Regions from separate parts of the Homo sapiens genome. Here region 1 is linked to region 2. Evidence: chromatin loops called from intact Hi-C (ENCODE). Cell type or tissue: dorsolateral prefrontal cortex. All regions are shown on one strand. Links, peaks and the distances in the headings refer to the core of each region. The heading gives the core; the rest is flanking DNA. Region 1 overlaps PKN2 (protein kinase N2). Region 2 overlaps GTF2B (general transcription factor IIB).

Evidence for each region. Hi-C counts contacts between places; a loop is a spot of excess contacts. Peaks named below come from ENCODE experiments on the same cell type or tissue, not always from the same donor. Only the 100,000 strongest peaks of a DNase experiment are listed, where the experiment ranks them.
Region 1: a loop joins it to region 2, with 4 times the contacts of the local background. A loop is called at or near these places in 29 of 110 quality-filtered maps.

Annotation. Positions count from the first base shown.
Region 1 is chr1:88,795,198-88,805,253 of GRCh38, reverse strand. PKN2 (protein kinase N2) reads right to left here. Exons shown (of 22, transcript NM_006256.4): 9 at 720-863; 10 at 333-408. LOC124904214 (a long non-coding RNA gene) reads right to left here. Exons shown (of 2, transcript XR_007066211.1): 2 at 1,463-10,056. Among named protein-coding and RNA genes, the nearest start is that of GTF2B, 91 kb to the left of the region's middle. RefSeq lists enhancers at 3,122-3,231, 2,340-3,539. In dorsolateral prefrontal cortex, for the core only: CTCF peaks have their summits at 4,470 and 4,673; no DNase peak of the experiment used is centred there.
Region 2 is chr1:88,872,837-88,882,892 of GRCh38, reverse strand. All of the region lies in intron 2 of GTF2B (general transcription factor IIB), which reads left to right. Among named protein-coding and RNA genes, the nearest start is that of GTF2B, 14 kb to the left of the region's middle. In dorsolateral prefrontal cortex, for the core only: a CTCF peak has its summit at 5,340 (motif pointing right); no DNase peak of the experiment used is centred there; H3K27ac peaks cover 785 bases.

The sequences.
Region 1 (10,056 bases), core at 1,056-9,055, 77 kb after region 2:
AATAAATCTTATCTTTTAGATATAAATTATAATAATTATGAATACATCAATATGATGTCTGGGTTTGCTTCAAATTTGAGAAAGTAGTGAGAGGATGGCATATGGATAAAATAAAATTGGCCATGAGTTGATTATTGTTGAAGCCGGGTGACTGTACATTTCACTAGTCTCTCCACTTATGGATACATTTAAAATATTCCTTAATAAGAAGTTAGAAATAAATGAATAAACAACAACAAAAAAACCCACACAGATGGCTATTACTTTTTAAATGGTAATTAGATTGTTTAAGAAAATATCAAAATGCTATGCATTTGATTGTTAGTAATTACCTTGTTGCTTTGAAAAAATTTTCTTTTGTCTTTGAAGTTTTGGTCTTCTTTCAATAACTGGATTAAAAAAGGTAACCTGCAGTGAAGAAAATTCAAGTTGACATGAAAATAGCATGGTTCATGAAATCTACTAAATTTATAAAATTTTAAAGCTTAAGAGAATCTTAGTTACAGTTTAGTCCAGCCCCTCATTTTCTACATGAGAAAACAGACATAGGAAGAATAATTGATTTGTCTCAAAGTCACATACCTATTCAGTGGCATAGCTCAGCCAAGAACTCAAGTCATCTGTCTTTCAGCCTAACACTCTTTCTACTTCTATATTATGCTGCCTACATATGTAATTTCAATTGTAGTTATGCACATTTAATAAAATACATTTATTACCTCTGCAAATAAAGTACCCTGTGGTTCCAAATAGAGACACATGCCATGCCGTTGGTTGTCTAAAAAATCTTCTAACCTCAGAAATTTTACAGCACACAGAGACCGCCAATCACGCCAATAAACTGAAATTTCCAGTTCACGTGACTAGGATAATTAAAAAAAATAATAAAGAAAACAGAAAAGACATCATTGGACACACACTTGAATAAAATATCACAAAAAATATGAAATACAAATACAATAAACAAAAATTACACACACAAAGGTCACACTGTTTTAAAGAGGTTTGTAACATTTCTCAACTGTATAGTACTTTATCAAACTTACACATTTTAATTCAAAGAAACAAAACTTACATTGTGACATTTTCCAGCTAAGGTATTCCTAAAGTATACTTAAAGAATACACAACTGGGAACAACCAATACAGATGAATAACCACCGAAACTCCTTCTCTTAGAGCTTCAATCTTTCAGATTTCCCTCCTCTATTTGCCATCATGTGCTATGTTACTACCCCAATGCTTGCTTCAAATAACTCATTTGAAACCTTTGTATTTATTTGTCTCATTGCTAAGCCAGAAAAAGTTCTGCAAATAGCATTTATTCTGTACTCACAATGTGCCACATATTGTGCTAATAAGCACTTTAAGAATATTAGGTCATTTAATTTTCAAAAGAATACCACTGGGTAGCAAGACCCATTCTGCGTACGAAAGGAAGAAAGGGGAAATTCAGACCAAGCTTTATACAGAAAGATATTCATTTATTATAACAATAAAACATAATTTAAAAAGCAAATTAGCAAGAATTTGAATGTTCAAAAACCAGGGACAAGTTAATTATACCAAAGCCGTATGAGAGAATACACAGTAGACACTGAAAATAATGCTTATGTGGCGAAATATATTTAAGGTTTTAATAACCAGTGTTTAAATGCACCTGTAGAACATAGTTCCTAAGCTGTGGCCAAACCATATACTGACCTCTACCTATATGTTTTAACGTATATACATTTTAATCATAAAGTACTGGACTTTTCTATTATTTTGTTTTTCAGGCTTCTGTACACCATCCACAAAAAGAGATAAATGTTTCTCCTTTTAAGGCTCTACAAAGCAATAAATTACTTATTTTATATAACAAATTTCAATTTATAAACTTATGCATTTCATTATGTAACGTTTTGGTATAAACAGTAAAAAAAAATCTATTGACCTTAAATTATATATCTAGTTGATGTTAATGAACACGAAAAACACTTATAAAAAATGCAACATGAAAAGAATCAAAATACAATGTGCCAGAGGGTTTCACAGTCAAACAGGAAAAGAATTAGAAAAATACGTCTATGGCAGTGAGAATGTGATCTCAGGGCCTTCCACCTCATTTCTTCTCTCTGACTCATAATTAATATGGGAGAGAACTGTCATGAAAGAAGTATGAGGAGAATATAATTAAGACTAGCAAATGGCATATAGAAGGGATGGGGTACTAAGGCTATAATATTCTATTGAAGTTAAAAGTGTTAAGTATTTTGGAAGCAGTTATTTTGTGAAATAAACTGGAGGAAGAATCATGTCAGGATTGGTAATTTAGACTCCATTTTTTTAGATTGGAGGAAGAGAGGTCTACTTTCTCCTGCTTTCTTCCACTGTTACAAGGAAGACTTGTTATGCATCAGGAAGATGCAAGATGCACATACGCTAGAGACAGAATTAATACTTGTTAAAAGTTCTTATTACACTTTTACACTGGCTAAAATGGTAAGATTTTGTCTTATTGTGAATAAGAGAAGGTCCAATCACCTCATTTGCTATTTATTCCAGCCAGTCTGGTAAAACTAACATATTGACTAATTTCTCTTTCCTCTGTCTCTTCATTCCATGCTTCAAACTAAAGTACATTATAGGCTGGGCAAGGTGGCTCATGCCTGTAATCCCAGCACTTTGGGACGTTGACGTGGGTGAATCACTTGAGGTCAGGAGTTCGAGACTAGCAACGGCCAACATGGTGAAACCCCATTTCTACTAAAAATACAAAAGTTAGCCGGGCGTGGTGCACGCACCTGTGGTCCCAGCTACTTGGGAGGCTAAGGCATGAGAATCACTTAAACCCAGGAGGTGGAGGTTGCAGTGAGCCAAGATCATGCCACTACACTCCAGCCTGGGCAACAGAGCGAGACCCTGTCTCAAAAAAAAAAAAAAATTAAAATTTATAAAGTATGTTACAGATCTGAGATTTGGGATAAGTCACCTCACAGACCTTAAGCTAGCTTTCCTAGAATTCTATACTCTACATTAAAGTTTTATGTAGAAAGTAGAAAAGTTCCTCTTCAAAGCTCATCTTGATTTAAAAATAAAATAAAAGACACTAGGAATAATAGCTCCTTACTCTAAAGCCTCCTATCAACTATCAGTTCTTACGCTTTAGCCCAGTTAGTTGCTTTGGCTTACTCAAGCATGTCTGGACAGGCCCAGGCAAGTCTTAGCTCACAGCTTATGCCCCTTCCTTATTTGGAAATGTTGTTGCTTCCTTAAACCTTTCATAAGCAACTTCCTCTTCCTCTTTGTTCTCCTTTGCATTTACCTATTTAGGAAAGTTTTAGGTTATTAGCAAATCAGTAATCAGTTTAAGACTGTGAGGTCCAGCTCCAGCCAATGGATGCAGGACACAGCAGTAAGGACAACCCAAATGCATAAGGGATATATATGTCTGCTTTTCCTTTGTTCAGGTGTGCTCTCGCGATTGTTCCATTTGCGAGGGGCACGCTTTCTGCAGAAAGTAAAGATTGCCTTGCTGAGAGATCCTTTGTCTCCGTGCTGACTTTTCTTCACGGCACCGATTATCTGTTTCTAACATTTTACATATAAAGCTCTTCATTTTTTGTTACTTTGCACTGTTCCCAGTGAGCGTTACTTTCTTCACAACATAAGTGGGAGGGTGGGGCTGTGATCTAGAGATATTTTATGTTAGTACTCCACCACTTGTGTTCAATCCCACTTTAAATCCTAACATCCAGCATGGTTTGAATAAGTAAAACAGTCACATGGTATCTGAAAAACAAGGTACCATACAGATAGACTGAAGCTTCTGCATAAGAAGATGTCACTAATGTTTACCATTTATTTTTTATTATTTTTTGTTTTTTGAGATGGGGTTTCACTCTTATTGCCCAGGCTGGAGTGCAATGGTGCAATCTCAGCTCACTGCAACCTCTGCCTCCCAGGTTCAAGTGATTCTCCTGCCTCAGCCTCCTGAGTAGCTGAGATTACAGGCACCCACCACCACACATGGCTAATTTTTGTATTTTTAATAGAGATGGGGTTTTGCCATGTTGGCTAGGCTGGTCTCGAACTCCTGACCTCAGGTGATCCACCCGTCTTGGCTCCCCCAAAGTGCTGAGATTACAGTCGTGAGCCACTGTGCCTGGCCCAATGTTTAGAATTTAAAATGCAAGTGTGATTGCTGGTACGCCGGCAATTTTCTAGATGAAGCAGGTCAGTTACACAAGGCAAGGGCATGCTGTTAGATAATTTCAAACTCTAGGAGCAACGATATTCTAGACGGAGTAAAACTACCACCAAAAAAAGCTGAGCAGTACAAGTTGAGATAGGTACTGTCCCAACTTGTGTTTCAGTTTGTCTTATTATGAATTGAATCTAGAATCAAAGAGAAAACTGCTTGGTAGACTTAAAGAATCTGCATGTCTTATCTGAAGTCTAAGATCTGAAAGTAAACAAAAAAGGTAAGAGACACTGCATCAGCCTTATGTGTGGTAGAAAGCAACAAATTAAAACATGTATTGCAATTGAAAAAAGAACAGTACACATCTATCATAAAAGAATTAGCACAAAGAATGCTGAGGTTCTCGAAGTGTTCACTGAGGAGCCCTGGGGTGCCAGAGAGTATTTTCACTTTTCATAGGGAACACAGCGACATCTATGGGACACTGTGAGAACTACTAGCGAAAGGTAGTTCATAGTTTCAACATTAGAATATTCCATATTCCTTCTGGTGATGTCATAAACCCATCTTTGCTAAGGTGGGTTTTCAACAATAAAAAGCAACTTCCTATGAAGAATCACTGTGGAAGAAGACATGAGAGTGCAGTTATCCTTATGATCCCAAGATGTGGGAAGTTATATAGTGTACAACAGGCAGACATGTCCCATTAGTTAATTGTAATCATGTACTAATGGAATAAAAATATTACGTTTTCTCTCAGTATTTGTATTTTTCAAAAACTCCTGTTTTAAGACTTAAAATACTAACTAGTAAGCACTTCTTAATAAATGGAACTGTTGGGTATTTCTTTAGGTCTAGGGACACACTGCAGAAACATTACAAGGACACTGAGGACACTGAATTGAGAAAGTCTGGAAACTTTGATAGAAGTGGAGAGCTGGGCTCCACTGCTGAAATGAAAAGGGCAAAAGAAGAAAATGAGAACCAGGCTCCACCGCCAAAAAGAAAAGAAAGGTCAAAAAAGCTTTCTGTTGCCACTAAAAAACAGAATAAACTCAATACCTGGAAAATTCAAGAGCTGAGGAAAGATGAGATTTCTGCAAACGTGTACACGAGCGATGATATTGGTCTTCAATGTGCCTCTGAGGACAACATAGGCTTTGGAAATTTATCAGTGAGGGTCCTAGCAGCATGCAGATAGTACACTGAAAGAGTTTAACTAAAGAGAGTTTTTTAAATTGGCTACTTATGGAGATGTGATTAAAGTTAAACCAACAAGGAATGAAAAGAATCTGAGGACAAGCAACAGTAGAAATCCATTATCACTCTTAGCCTGAAGGGGCAAGAGGAACTTAAATCATTGCCAGAATCTGATTTAGACTAAATCTTAAAAAAGGAACTACCCGACAGGAGTTGGTGGCCATAGATGAATGCTGTTGTGAAAAGCAAGGCAAGGCAAGGAAGGAGAAAGGGAAATACACACTGCGACTTTCCTTTCCTCCTAGCTCTTGGATCTCTTAACAGTGTCTCTCATTGTAAGTCAGAGCCAAGTAATTCAAGTGAACTTTGTAGTCATCAGCCCAAAAACAGGGTAGGACAGGGAAGGAAGGACAATGGAATCCACTGGGGAAAAACAGAAAACCACCACCTCAAGAAACAATAATATATGTTTTCAGTTCAGCAGTCCAATGAGAGTGATTCTCCAGCTGGAACAAATGTGACAAAAAGAGGGAAACTTTGGGATCATATGGGAGGATGAGAAATACAGAGACAACAGTAGGAGACAGAGATAATGGAGACTATTAAGGCCATGATCTTGGCAGGAAAAGTCGGCCTGCTATAGATGTGGGTTACTGCCTCTGCTCCCTTTATAGGAAAGACAAAAACAACTATGATAGAAACTGCTATGCTCTATCAACTATGCACAACTGCTTCCTATGTCAATCCACATCATATAAAAAGTTCCAAAGACTCCTAATTATTCCAAACCTATTGTATACTTTTCTGCCTCCATGTCTTTACATATATAGCTTCTATTTCTAATCTTATATCTTATTCTCCAACTCAAACCTATATTGTTACATAAGATTTTCCTACTATTCTTTCCCCCATACCAGTCCAAATTCTCCTCATCAAGGGCAAGTTAAACATCCATCTCTTCTACAAAGGCATCCTTTAAATCCAGCCCACATTTTTTCCCCAAGGTTTTTTGAACGCAGCTATCTTTTTATGTATCCTTGTAGGAACTTATGTTCTCAAATCTGAGGACTCATGGTTGTCATCATTCTGGAAGTTACTGGCTATTATTCCTTCAGATGTGGCCTCTGCCCCATTCCTTCTAATCCTTCCTTCTGGAACTCCACTCCGTGTGTTAGTCATTCTTAGTTTATCCTTCATGTCTCTTAATCTTTCTTTCATATTTTTCATCTCTTAATCTTTTTGTGTTGTATTCTGGGCAACTTCTTTAGCACTTTCAGGCCACTAACTCTCTCTTCTTTTCTTTAACATATCCTCTTAGTTTTCCATTTCAGAAGTTATATTTCCTATTTTTTAGTTCTACTTGGTTCTCTTTGTCATCAGCACCAACAATTTATCAATAATGGTCAATAATGTTTCATCTCCACGTTTCCCCCATAATTATTTGAAGCAAATTTCAGACATCTAAAATTTCATTTTATTTATTTATTTTAAAACTCTGCTTAGTCTTTTTGGCTCATCACCTATCCTTTGCTCATGTTTTCAAACTCTTCTATTCTTTAAATACTATAATCATTTAAATATTTAAACACAAACTTTAAAATATTTTATATTATATATTTAATAATCCCATTATCTGCTTCTGCTTGGTCATGGTGGCTATATCCTCATGTATTTTAAAATTTTGTATGCAAGCTCATGTTGGTAGAATTATTATTCCCCTAAGCTTCTGAAATACAATTTAATAGTTTTTTATTTTGTCTCAAACAATTTATTTTTAACCTACCAGGCCTTAGGGTCCTTTATGGAAGGAATACCTCTGGTGCTTTTGCATTCTTTGGCATTTCTTTTTAAAAATTCTTCTTAAAATTTCACTAATTTTAAAAATTGTTTTCTTTTTTGTGTGCATTTATTTATAGAATAGAGATGAAGTCTTGCTGTGTTGCCCAGGCTAGTCTCAAACCATTCTCCCATGTCAGCCTCCCAAAGTGCTGGGATTACAGGCATGAACCACTGTGCCTGGTCTCTATTACATTTCTCACAGTGCTAAATGGAGGCCTTGAGTATTAATTTACAGATCAGAGAGGTAAGAAAAAGCTAAAATGTCTACACTATGTTGTAGAGCAGTGATTTCCTAATAACAAGTGAGGCACAGATAATTAAATCAGATTCAGTTGTGTGGAGCGAGATGAGAGTAGGTAAGGAAGACATTCTCTCTCTTTTTTTTTTTTTTTTGAGACGGAGTCTCTGTCGCCAGGCTGGAGCGCAGTGGCGCAATCTCCGCTCACTGCAACTTCTGCCTCCCAGATTCAAGAGATTCTCCTGCCTCAGCCTCCTGAGTAGCTGGGACTACAGGTGTGCACCACCACATCCAGCTAATTTTTGTATATTTAGTAGAGACAGGGTTTCACCATGTTGGCAAGGATGGTCTTGATCTCTTGACCTCGTGATCCGCCCACCTGAGCCTCCCAAAGTGCTGGGATTATAGGCATGAGCCACTGCACCTGGAAGACATTTTCTTTCTTTTTTTTTTTTTTAAGATAGAGTTTTGCTCTTGTTGCCCAGGCTGGAGTGCAATGGTGCAACCTCAGCTCACCGCAACCTCCGCCTCCCAGGTTCAAGTGATTCTCCTGCCTCAGCCTCCTGAGTAGCTAGGATTACAGGCGCTTGCCACCACACATGGCTGATTTTTGGATTTTTAGTAGAGATGGGGTTTCACCATGTTGGCCAGGCTGGTCTTGAACTCCTGACCTCAGGTGATCCGCCCGCCTCAGCCTCTCAAAGTGCTGGGATTACAGGCGTGAGCCACTGTGCCTGGCCCTGACATTTTCAAATTTATACCTGCCCTCCCTTCTCAGATTCTGACCTGTATCTATTTGGGAATCACTGTATTGACTAGAGTGTGTTGTATTCTTTGGGTATGCTGCAGCAAAAAAAAAAAAAAAGGTTGAGCAAACCTCCTTTTCAGTTTTAATTATTTTCATTCATCCCATTAATACTTAGTGAATATGTATACTAAGTGTCTTCTGTGATAGAGATACAAAGATAAGTAACATATGGTCCTGCTCTCAAATAGTTCACAGTTTTGCTTTGGAAGACGGAAATTCTGGGAGACAGAAATGTAAATCAATACTGGCAATACAGTGGCATATACAATATGCACAATGACACAAAACAGAGAGCTGACCAATTTTTTTGTAAGGGAAAGGTAGTAGGAAGATCAAAAAATATCATAATTGCTCAAATTGGGTTTTGAGAGCTATATCTAAAGATTAAAGGAGAGGACAAAGTCATCAGAGGGGAAAAAACATACAAAGGTAAGGAAGTATATAGTACATCATAGGGATAGGAAACAGTTTCATATAGTTAAAGCCTAGAATATAAGTAGAAATGCTGTGAGAAATAAGAATGAAAACATGGGCAGAGATAAGTCATGAGGAGCTTAGCATGACTTGGAGTAGAATTTGGTCTTTAACTTGAAGTTACAGGCTGGTACTAAAGGGTTTCGGTGTAAGGAGGGGTAGGGATTGGATCACATCAGGCAGTACAGGCTGAGTATCCCTAACCTGAAAAGCTACAAAATCTGAAACTTTCTGAGCACAAATATGACAATGAAAGGCAATGCTCATTGGAGGATTTGGGATTTCAAATTTTTCAGATGCTCAATCAGTTTGCATTTTTAAATGCAAAGATTCTAAGATCTGAAAAAAAATTTGGAATCTAAAATACTTCTGGTCCCAAGTATTTCAGATAAAGGATATTCAACCTGTATAGTTGCTAAAAAGAAAAGCACTGGGATCAAACTGCCTTGCGTATGCATGCACACTCAATAAATGTTTGTAGAACAAATAGGTTAAATCTTAATCCCACACCACTTAGTAGTTCTGTGACCGTGAGCAAGTTATTTAACTTTGCTGGGTCTCAGATTGCTCACCTGTAAAATATGTGTTAATGGTATCAACCTTGCAGCGCTGTGTGAGAATTAAAGGAGTTAATACAACTCCAGTACATAAGTCAATCTCAATATGTCGCCTTTTATTATTATTGTGATATGCAATGAAGAAAATCTACACTGCCAAAAGGATAGACTAGAAATAGAGACAAGTTTGCTAACTCTAATGAAGAACAAAAGCCGTGGCTTCAGACAGACTTGACTTTGGTGAGAGATGCTTGTGTTGATTACTGGCTCCACCACTTTCTAGCTGTGTGGCCTGAGAAAACTAACTGAAACTCCTGGAACCTCAGTACTCTCTAAAATAGAAATAATTGTATGTATATCATAAGATTATTGTGAGGATTAAATTAGACACTATACATAAGGTTTTTTGTTCAGAACCTATAATGGCAGTAGAAACTTCAGTTTAACATATGGGAGGGTGAGGAAGAACAGATTCTGAACACAACTTATTTTTCAAGAATCTTGTCTGTGAAAGAAAGACCTATCAATAGAGCTAGGACGAAGCAAAATAAAAATTTTTAATGGGAGGAATGTGAGTATATCCAACAAGAATAAGATATCAGAAGAAAGAAGTGGTTAAAAATATAGGTGCTAATAGGGCTAACTTATGAAACAAGGCTATAGGAGACTAGAAAGAATGGAAACTAGAGGGCAACTTGAATGATCATAGACTGTAAACAGGAAAGAGAGAGACTTCGTTCTCTGAAACCAAGGAG
Region 2 (10,056 bases), core at 1,197-9,196:
TTCCATCTAACCTTCAGTTGGTAGTGACTAATCTGCAGTGTAACAGTATGTTAAAAGGCCATTATCAGGAGAAGAATGTAATACAATTCTATGAATGCCTTCCAAGCAATAAATATGCTCAATTAAAATCATACACTTGTGGATTAATATCGGTATTTGGCATTACTTGTCTATGCGAAAAGAAAGTGAAATACATAAAATCTTGTTAACACAACATCATTGACACATGAACATTTGTCATTGATTTTGATAGAGAACATTAACTTTGAACTCCAATTAAGTGAAATGTGATCCCCAAAAGAGAATTTTATTTTCCTCATTAGTAGACATGTAAGTACCTACTTAATATCCTGAATTTTGCCTCTTGACCCACAAAACCTAAAATACTTACTATGTCACCCTTTACAGAAAATGTTTGCTTAACCCTTCAGTTAAATGAGAGCCTTCCAGTTCTTCCACAGTGTTAAGATCAAACTGATAATGTGTACGAGTGAGACAGACATACATGAGATTGAAGATAATTTCAGCTTCTTAGCTCTCCTAACCTCTGTAGCGTTTTTTTTTTTTTTTTTTTTTTTTTTTGGAGTGAGAGTCTCCCTCTGTCCCCCAGGCTGGAGTGCAGTGGCACGATCTCCGCTCACTGCAGCCTCTGCCTCCGGGGTTCAAGCGATTCTTGTACTTCAGCCTACTGAGTACCTGGGATTACAGGCATGCACCACCACACCCACCTAATTTTTGTATTTTTAGTAGAGACAGGGTTTCACCACGTTGTCCAGGCTAGTTTTAAACTCCTGGCCTCAAGTGTTCCACCTGCCTCGACCTCCCAGCGTTCTGAGTTTACAGGCGTGAGCTATGGCACCTGGCCCATTTTTAAATAATGTAAAAGTATCCCATTATATTTTCAGCCTTCCCACCAGCCTCACTTCCACTTTAACCAGCAAGACAGTGGAGATTAATCAACTGAAAAAGGAAGATACAATTCACAAGACTTGTATGCTTTCTTGTGCTTGGAATTCCTAATTTTTGCTTGTACTTTTCTGCTATATCAAACCAAAGGAAGTTAATTTTGTTTTTGCTTTTATTGACTTACTAGTATCAAACACCATGTTAAATCTTGAGATCTGAAAAACATATCCAATAAAACTTACTTTCTATAATATATGACAGTATTTCTTTTTGATACTGATTCTTCTAACATAAAATATAACCAACACTTATTTTAAAATATACGGTAGGCTCATTCATAGATATTTGTGGTTAAATGTGTAATATATCTTGTAAGCGAAGAATCCATTCCATTACCAAACAAGGGCAGGTGTAGAAGAGTCTAGGAGCAAAGTTCTGTTTTGCTGAGACTATCATCAAGCAAATTAAGTTGGAAATACCTAAATTGAACATGACACTGCATGAATATAAATCAATATATGACATAAACACCTGTATATATTAATGTCATATATCAATAGTACATTTAGATTGCATTAAAATCATATGTCACTTGATGAGGGTATGTTCTGAGAAATGCATCGTTAGGTGATTTCATCATATGAACATCATAGATGGTACTTAATAAAACCTAGATGGTATAGTCTACAACACACCTAGGCTACATAGTATAGCCTATTGCTTCTGGGCTACAAACCTGTACAGTGGTATTGTACTGAGTACTGTAGGCAGTTTTAACTCAGAGGTAAGTATGTATCTTTTTTTTTTTTTTTTTTTTAAATACATACCTAGCATGTATTTATTCTGGCTTTTGGAGCTTCTGGCCAAACTCATATTCTAGTATGTGGTGTTTTTAACATCCTGTTCAATGTAGGCTTTGTGGGGCATGTCTGACCAATTGTACCTTCACTTACTAGTTCTTTTTTTTTTTTTTTTTTTGAGACAGCATCTCGCTCTGTCACCCAGGCCGGAGTGCAGTGGCATGATCTCGGCTTACTGTAACCTCCACCTCCCAGGTTCAAGTGATTCTCATGCCTCAGCCACTCGAGTAGCTGGGGTTAAAAGTATGCACTGCCACTCCCAGCTAATTTTTGTTATTTTAGGAAAGACGGGGTTTCCCCATGTTGGCCGGGCTGGTCTCAAACTCCTAGCTTCAAAGAGATACCCCCAGCCTCGGCCTCCCAAAGTACTGGGATTACAGGTGTGAGCCACTGCGCCAGGCCCCACTTACTACATTTTTGTAGGTACTCAGGTACATTAACTTATCCAGTTTACCTATGAAAAGTGGGAGAAAGTATCCTTTCATCCCATTGTTCTGTGAGTTGTCAGGGTGCATACAGACCCTGCCATATATGTGAATGTGTTCAGCTCTCTGGAGTCAGTGCCTCCAGTATTTATATATCGAAACATAGAAAAGGTACAATGAAAAGACAGTATTATAATCTTAAGGGACCACCATTGTGTATATAGTCCATTCTAAGCCAAAATGTTATGCAACATGTGACTGTATATGTAATTGAATTTGCATCAGCTCGCTGGTTTAAAGGCATCTGCTCTTCATTGCCAGCTCAGTTCAGCCTTTACCTCTTACACTAAGAAAATGGGGAAGAAATCAAGGTGGGCAAATATTCTACAACCCACTAAGGGACAACATTTGTGACTTTTTTCTTATTTAAATTACTGTTTTTCATGGGAATTTGAATCCAGACATCAAGTGTTTCCTAATAAATTATCTTGGTATACATGATTGATTATGCTTGCCATAAAATTTTTTACATTGTCTGAAACTTTTTAGATTAAACCATATTAATTCAGTAAACATTTTCAGAATTGTTTTTGGACAGTCCCATTTTTCTTTTCTTTTTCTTTTTCTTTTTTATTTTTTTGAGATGGAGGAGTCTTGCTCTGTCGCCCAGGCTGGAGTGCAGTGGCACAATCTCTGCTCACTACAACCTCCACCTCCCGGGTTCAGGCAATTCTCCTGCTTCAGCCTCCGGAGTAGCAGGGATTTACAGGCACATGCCACCCCGCCCGGCTAATTTTTTTGTATTTTTAGTAGAGACGGGGTTTCACCATGTTGCCCAGGCTGGTCTCAAACTCCTGACCTCAGGTGATCCACCCGCCTCGACCTCCCAAAGTGCTGGGATTACAGGTGTGAGGCACTGCGCCCAGCTGGACAGTCTTATATTTAATTAACGTTTAATTTGTGCTTGAAAATTAGGACAACCCATTGTCACTAATTCCTCTTAATAGCAAACTTAAGCATAGATACGGCCCAACTTGCATAATCAGAGCCATATGTCACCCTCTCATCTGTGTTAGCAACTAAGAGAGCCCATTACTATTACTTTTTTTTTTTTTTTTAAGATGGAATCTCACTCTGTTGCCCAGTCTGGAGTGCAGTGGTGCTATCTCGGCTCACTGCAACCTCCACCTCCCAGGTACAAGCGATTCTCGTGCCTCAGCCTCCTGCCTGAGTAGCTGGGACTACAGGCACCCACCACCGCACCTGGCTAATTTTTTGTATTTTTAGTAGAGACGGGGTTTCACCATGTCGGCTGGGCTGGTATCGAACTCCTAACCTCAGGTGGTCTGCCCACCTCGGCTTCCCAAAGTGCTGGGATTACAGGCACGAGCCACCATACCTGGCCACTATCACCTTTTTTAATGAAATAATTCATAATACCAAAAGTATATTTATCTTATAAGCTTATATCTTATACTTTATACCTTTTTTCCTGCCTCTAATAACATTTATCTCATTGTCTGTCAAACCTCCTTCTTCTTGAGGCCCACCCACCACCAATCTGAAAACAAGAGGCAAGTGTTTATTTTTCTTAAAGCAACATAATACTTCAGGAACCAATTTTTGTTTCATTTACAGTTACATTACAAACTACCTCAAAACTTAGTGGCTTACAACAACCATTTTATCTTGCTCATGATTTTATGAGTCAGTAATTTGGGAAGGATTTATCTGGGCAGTTGGCACCGGCTGGGCCTGTAAGATCTGCTTCTATGATAACTTCTTCACTTGCATTTCTGGTTCCTCCGTGCTCCTTGACCTCCGCACATGGATCTGTCATCCTCCAGGGCTTCTCCATAGTTGTCTTACAGTAGTCATATTTTATACTACGTGGTAGTTGGCTTCTAAGAGAAATACCTCAAGAGCAAGTGTTCTGAGAAAGTGGAAGCTAGACATGGGTAGGTAAGGGTTATGCCTAGAACTGGCACAGGATCACTTCAGTATTGTATTCGTCAGAGCCATGATAGGACCCACCTGAGTTGAAGGGAATGGGGAAATAGGCTGTACCTAAACTTGATACTGACGAGGTCACATTGCAGAAGAACATGTGGATGGGAGATATTGTTGCCATCTTTGGAAAATACAAATTGTCACACATTTACTGTCCTTTGATAATGCTTTTCCCCAGTATTTAAATAGCTATGTATTATTTAGTGTCTCTTAAAACTTGTTTCCAATTTTTGTAGCTATAGTTAATGCTATTCAACATGTGATAGTTGTTTAATTGGTTCTCTTTTATTTGAATTACAAGATTTTTATTTGAAACATATGAAGTGTTATGATTTGGTATTAGCTGCCCATTTCATCAGTGATCCTTGAGATACTGGTAGTGACTCTAAAACAACCAATTTTTTATTTTTTTATTTTTGAGACAGGGTCTCACCCTGTTCCCCAGGCTGGAGTGCACTGAAATCATCTCGACTCACTGCAACTTCCACCTCCCTGGTTCGTTCAAGCGATCCTCTCACCTTAGCCTCCTGAGTAGCTGGGACTACAGGCACACAGCACCACACCTGGCTAATTTTTGTATTTTTTTGTAGAGACGAGGTTTAGCTGTGTTGCCCATGCTGGTCTTGAACGTCTGGCCTTAAGCAGTCTACCCGCCTTGGCCTCCCAAAATGTCCACGCCCAACCTGGGCCAATTCTTAAAGTTTTGTTGTTCCTACTGTGAAACTGTTAGTTGTCTTTGCTTGTTTGTTTGTTTTGTTTTTGAGACCGAGTCTCGCTCTGTCGCCCAGGCAGGAGTGCAGTGGCTTTATCTTGGCTCACTGCAACCTCTGCCTCCCGGGTTCCAGTGATTCTCCTTCCTCAGCCTTCTGAGTAGTGGGATTACAGGTGACCACCACCATGCCCAACTAATTTTTGTATTTTTAGTAGAGATAGGGTTTCGCCATATAGGCCAGGCTGTTCTCAAACTCCTTACCTCAAGTGATACACGTGCCTCGGCTTCCCAGAATGCTGGGATTACAGGCATGAGCCACTGTGTCCGGCCGAAACTGTTTGTTCTAACAGCACTCTTTTGTGGGGGTTTTTTCCCAAATTCCAATTGTATGATTATGTCGTTTTAAAAGTTGAACACTAGGTGGCAGTATTATTGTATTTAGATAATCAGTTCATGAATTTGACCTTGTACATTGCCCATAAATTGATTTTTATAATCAGTAAAGTATTAGCTTAGTAACCTGCCATAATTGCTATTAAAACATAAAATTGGTCTATCATGACTTTATAAATTATTTCACAATGAGGAGTTGTTTGAAACTAGTAGTAGTATTTCTAGTTAAAGCCACTTTTTTGTGTACCATTTAAATCTAAATTATTTGATTGTATGTAAAAGCAACGTAAGGAAAATACTGGAAAATAGCTTAGGTATATTTGAAAGAGAGAAATGAGTCCATTTGACCTCTCCCTTCTACTAAACTCATTCTGCATATTGTTTATACCAGCGAATCTGAAATATGAATATATAAATGGGCATTAAGAGTCAGCTGGGGAATGTGCTTAAAAAGATTCTAGGCTCCATTCCCAGAAATTCTAATGTAGGTCATACATTGGTAACATATTGAGGAACACAAATCTGTACTACTTTATAATTTACCACATTCTTTTGGATTTTCTGTACGTTTAGATTTTTTATCTTCATATTTTCCATGTCTTCACACCTACACTGCAAACTCCTTTGGGGCATATATTTTATAATTGTGTGTCTCCATTGCTCCTAGTATAGCTAGAAGTCAGTGTCTCTAGAATTGAGGGTTGGCTTTACTAATTAGTAAGCTGTGTAACTATAGTTACATACTTTGTTCAAGCTTAATTTGTTTCATCTGTAAAATCTTTTTTCCTCACCCATGAAAGACAGATACATCTCAGAATTGCTGAGTCAGATGAAATAATGTATAAAATATATAGTGTAATTTTAGTATAAGATTTCACTGATACATATTGTGGAGATACAAGTGCTTTTTTTTGAGACAGGGTCTCGCTCTGTTGCCCAGGCTAGTGGCATGATTATGGCTCACCGCAACCTTGACCTCTCAGGCTCAGGTAGCCTCCTGCCTCAGTTTCCCAAGTAGCTGTCGCCACGGGCTCAAACCACCACCCTCAGCTAATTTTTTAAAAAATTATTAATATTTGTAGAGACAGCATCTCCCTGTGTTGCCCAGGCTGATCTCGAACTCCTGGGCTCAAGCAATCCTCCTGCTCCAGACTCCACAGTGCTAGAACAGGCATGAGCACTGTGTTCGGCTTCCCCCTTGTTTTTTTTTAACCTTGTAGAAAAAGAGGGTGATTCTAAGTGTGAGATGCCACATTTCATAGCATGTCAGTTGCAACATATCTTTGAGTGATTGCTGTGGGTCTGGTATATTTAATGCTCCAATTATAGTATGTTAAAGATTATTGGGTTACCCTCTTTCAGTTAGCATTAACAGTGTTTCCTAAAGGAAAAAATCAGGTTTCATTTAATATGGCCAAGTTAAGTTTTTAAAATAAACGTATTTGTATTCACTTACAAGTTATTTCTTTGGCATCCCTTGTAAGCCGTTAGACACAGCCTTCTTGCCTAATACAGCTTTTAATTTGGGTGCAGTTTTTCTCTTAAACATCAAAAAATTACTCATTAACTGCTTGAGTAGCAGACTGCCCTTTGAGCTGGTTTGTTTCCATTTTACAGAAGGGGAAACTGAGACTCAGAGTGCTTAGGTAACTAGCTCAAGATTCCCATCTTCTGAGTGACAGAGCCACATAAATCCAGGTCTATGGGACTTAAAAACCTTTTTTTACCATATGTCTCAGTTAAGCACTGTGCTGGTTGGTCACTGAGAGTGATAGAAAGATGAGAATGCTGTAAGCAAACCCTGGAGCAACTCTTTGGATAGTGTATGAAAGAGAGTAGGGTAACTTAATACAGTATCCGCGGTAAAAGCTACATTACAGATCTTCCGAGTATGGTGACATCCTGAAGATAGTACTGTTGAATTTCGAGTGAAGCATAGTTTTTAAGAATGAGTAAGGATTTATGGAGAGAAAATGATTCCAAGTAAAGAGAAAAAGAAACCTATGCCATAGGATAGAAGCCTAAACAGTAGTAGTGAGTGAGTGGCCAAATTTATTGTGGCCAAATTTAGGATACACCTTCAACCAGTGCATCAGCTCCTCATCTTAGATGCTGCTGCTCCTATCGACCTACTTGTATTTGAGGAAAATTGAAATGTAATAAGATATCCAGGGATGGAGCTTACAATGTATTTTCCTCACTATTTTCCACTATCACCTTGAACAGTTTTCTTTACGGTCTAAACATCAGGGGCAAAGTAGGCTTTTATGGGCTGGTCTGGGAAATAAACTGTGATATGCTTTGTTTCTAGGAGATAATTCATGTTGAGTTCCTACTCAATTTATGGCAACATAAACTGTGATTTAGAGACTGGTGATTTAGAGACTTGCTGTATTATTAATAGTATTTCTTTATAAAGTATCTCTTGGTCAGCATTCTCTTCAAAATTGTCTAATGCAAAATTTCAGTAAGAATGTATAGTGACCCTAGACTAAAAATTAGGATTATTTGACATGTCATGAGAAGGAATGGTAGAAAGGATTATATGACCACAGAAAGTGTGGAAGCTAATGATACATTTCATCATCAACATTAGACTGTTTACAGCATGTTGACTTAAAATAGTTTTCCAAAGTACCTTGGATTTTTTTTTTTTACTTTAAATGTAAAAATATTTGATGTTTAGAGTTTGTCCACGTTGAATAATAATACGTTCAGATTCTTGAACTTTTAGACTTACCAGCACATTTAACAACATACGTAGTTTGTAAACTAAATGAGCCTGTGAAGACAAGTAATTTGGGTTTATTCTGAGACTTCTACTTCTGAATTCTCTACTACAGGTTGTATGCCACAGTGATTAAGATTAGTTTCCAGGAAGACAGCAGAAAGAATTGAAATTCTGGGAAATTCCTCTTCATGTTCCTGTTTTTAAAAATTCCTTTCTGAGGAGCCAGGGGCTTGTGCCGTAATCCTGATAACTCAGGAGGCTGAGGCGGGAGGATCACTTGGGGCCAGGAGTTCAAGACCAGCCTAGGCAATGTAGTGAGACGGTGTCTGTAAAAAAAAAAAAAAAAAAAAAAAAAAAATTTAATTAGCTGTGTGTGGTGGCGCAAGCCTATAGTCCTAGCTACTTGGGGGAATTAGTTCCCCCAAGTAGCTAGGGAGAATTGTTTGAGCCCAGGAGTTTGAGGCTGCAGTGATATGATTGTGTCACTGCACTCTAGCCTGGGTGACAGATCAAGACCCCACCTCCAAAAAATAAAACAAAATTTTAAATTCCTTTATTAAATTGCAATAAGAAATAAGAAGCAAAAACACTCTTAAGAGTCTAGGTCAGGCTAGAAAATCAGACCCTCCTCAGTATTTACTTCCTGGCTGCTTTTGGTGTGTTGCAATTTCCCCTGCACGATAAGCCCTTCTGGTTTTCACATTGCGCTATGAAATACCTTTGGTTGGATTTCCAGTTGCTTGCATAGTAAAGAGGATAAATGTCTGTTTAATTTGTCTTTGTTTGCGATTCCCTTCAGAATATGAGGCAGAGTACCCTGATTTTTCTGGACATTCTTTCTCACTTCTCCTCTCCCCCATCCTATTATTTCTTACAGCTGAGACTGCTGGTTATTTGCCAACATCCATTTCCCCATTCTTTCATTAGTAAGAGTCCCTGAGTTTTACATGGGCATGTATGTGGCTGCTCACCTAGACCCTATTTCCCAGTTTCCCTTGTAGCTAGGTACGCCATGTGGTTAAGTTCTGACCAGTGGGTTTGTAAGTATTAGAAGAGATGTGTACAACTCTAGTTTATGTCATAAGAAAAGATGTATCCTTACTTTTTTTCCTTCCCGATGGCTAGAATGCAGACATGATAAAGGAAATTACCAACAGCTGTCCCGTGCTACAAAATGCAAGCCATAGTAAGGATAACTTATCAAAAAGATAGAAGGAGCTTGGGTCATACTAGCCTAGGACTGTTAAGTATGGACTGTTAACATGAGAAACTTCTATCTTGTTTAAGTCACTACTATTTTTTATTTAATTATAGCAACCCTACCTGTATGTCCTTCCTTAAAAACTTCTGGAATCCTGGCCAGGCGTGGTGGCTCACACCCATAATCCCAGCAATTTGGGAGGCCGAGGCAGGCAGATCACGAGGTCAGGAGTTTGAGACCAGCCTGACCAACATGTTGAAACCTCGTCTCTACTAAAAATACAAAAATTAGCTGGGCATTAGCCTGGCGTGGTGGTGCGCGCCTGTTATCCCAGCTACTTAGAAGGCTGAGAAAGGAGAATCACTTGAACTTGGGAGGTGGAGGTTGCAGTGAGTCGAGATAGTGCCACTGCCCTCCAGCCTGGGCGACACAGCGAGACTCTGTCTCAAAAAAAAAAAAAAAAAAAAAAAAACTTAATGGAATCCTGTGGGAAGTTTCTCTTGTTTGGGTCATCTATTAGTCTGCTGGGGACTGTGCTAATGCCCATAAAGACTGAGAGTACTGGTGTTAGTGATGTTGGAAGATTATCTGGATTGGATTGACAATTCTTTATTATAGGATGAATAAACTTAAAAATCAATATGAGGCTTATGAATATAAAACTGTAATAAAGAGAAACAGGGATCCTATGGACTTAGCAGAAAACTGTGCCCCTAATATAGTTTAATTACTCAGAGAAAGTTACAGAAACCAATGTGATCAGTGCGCTAAAGGGTCTATTATTGAAATATTATGGAAGATTTCTATTAAATGTCAGA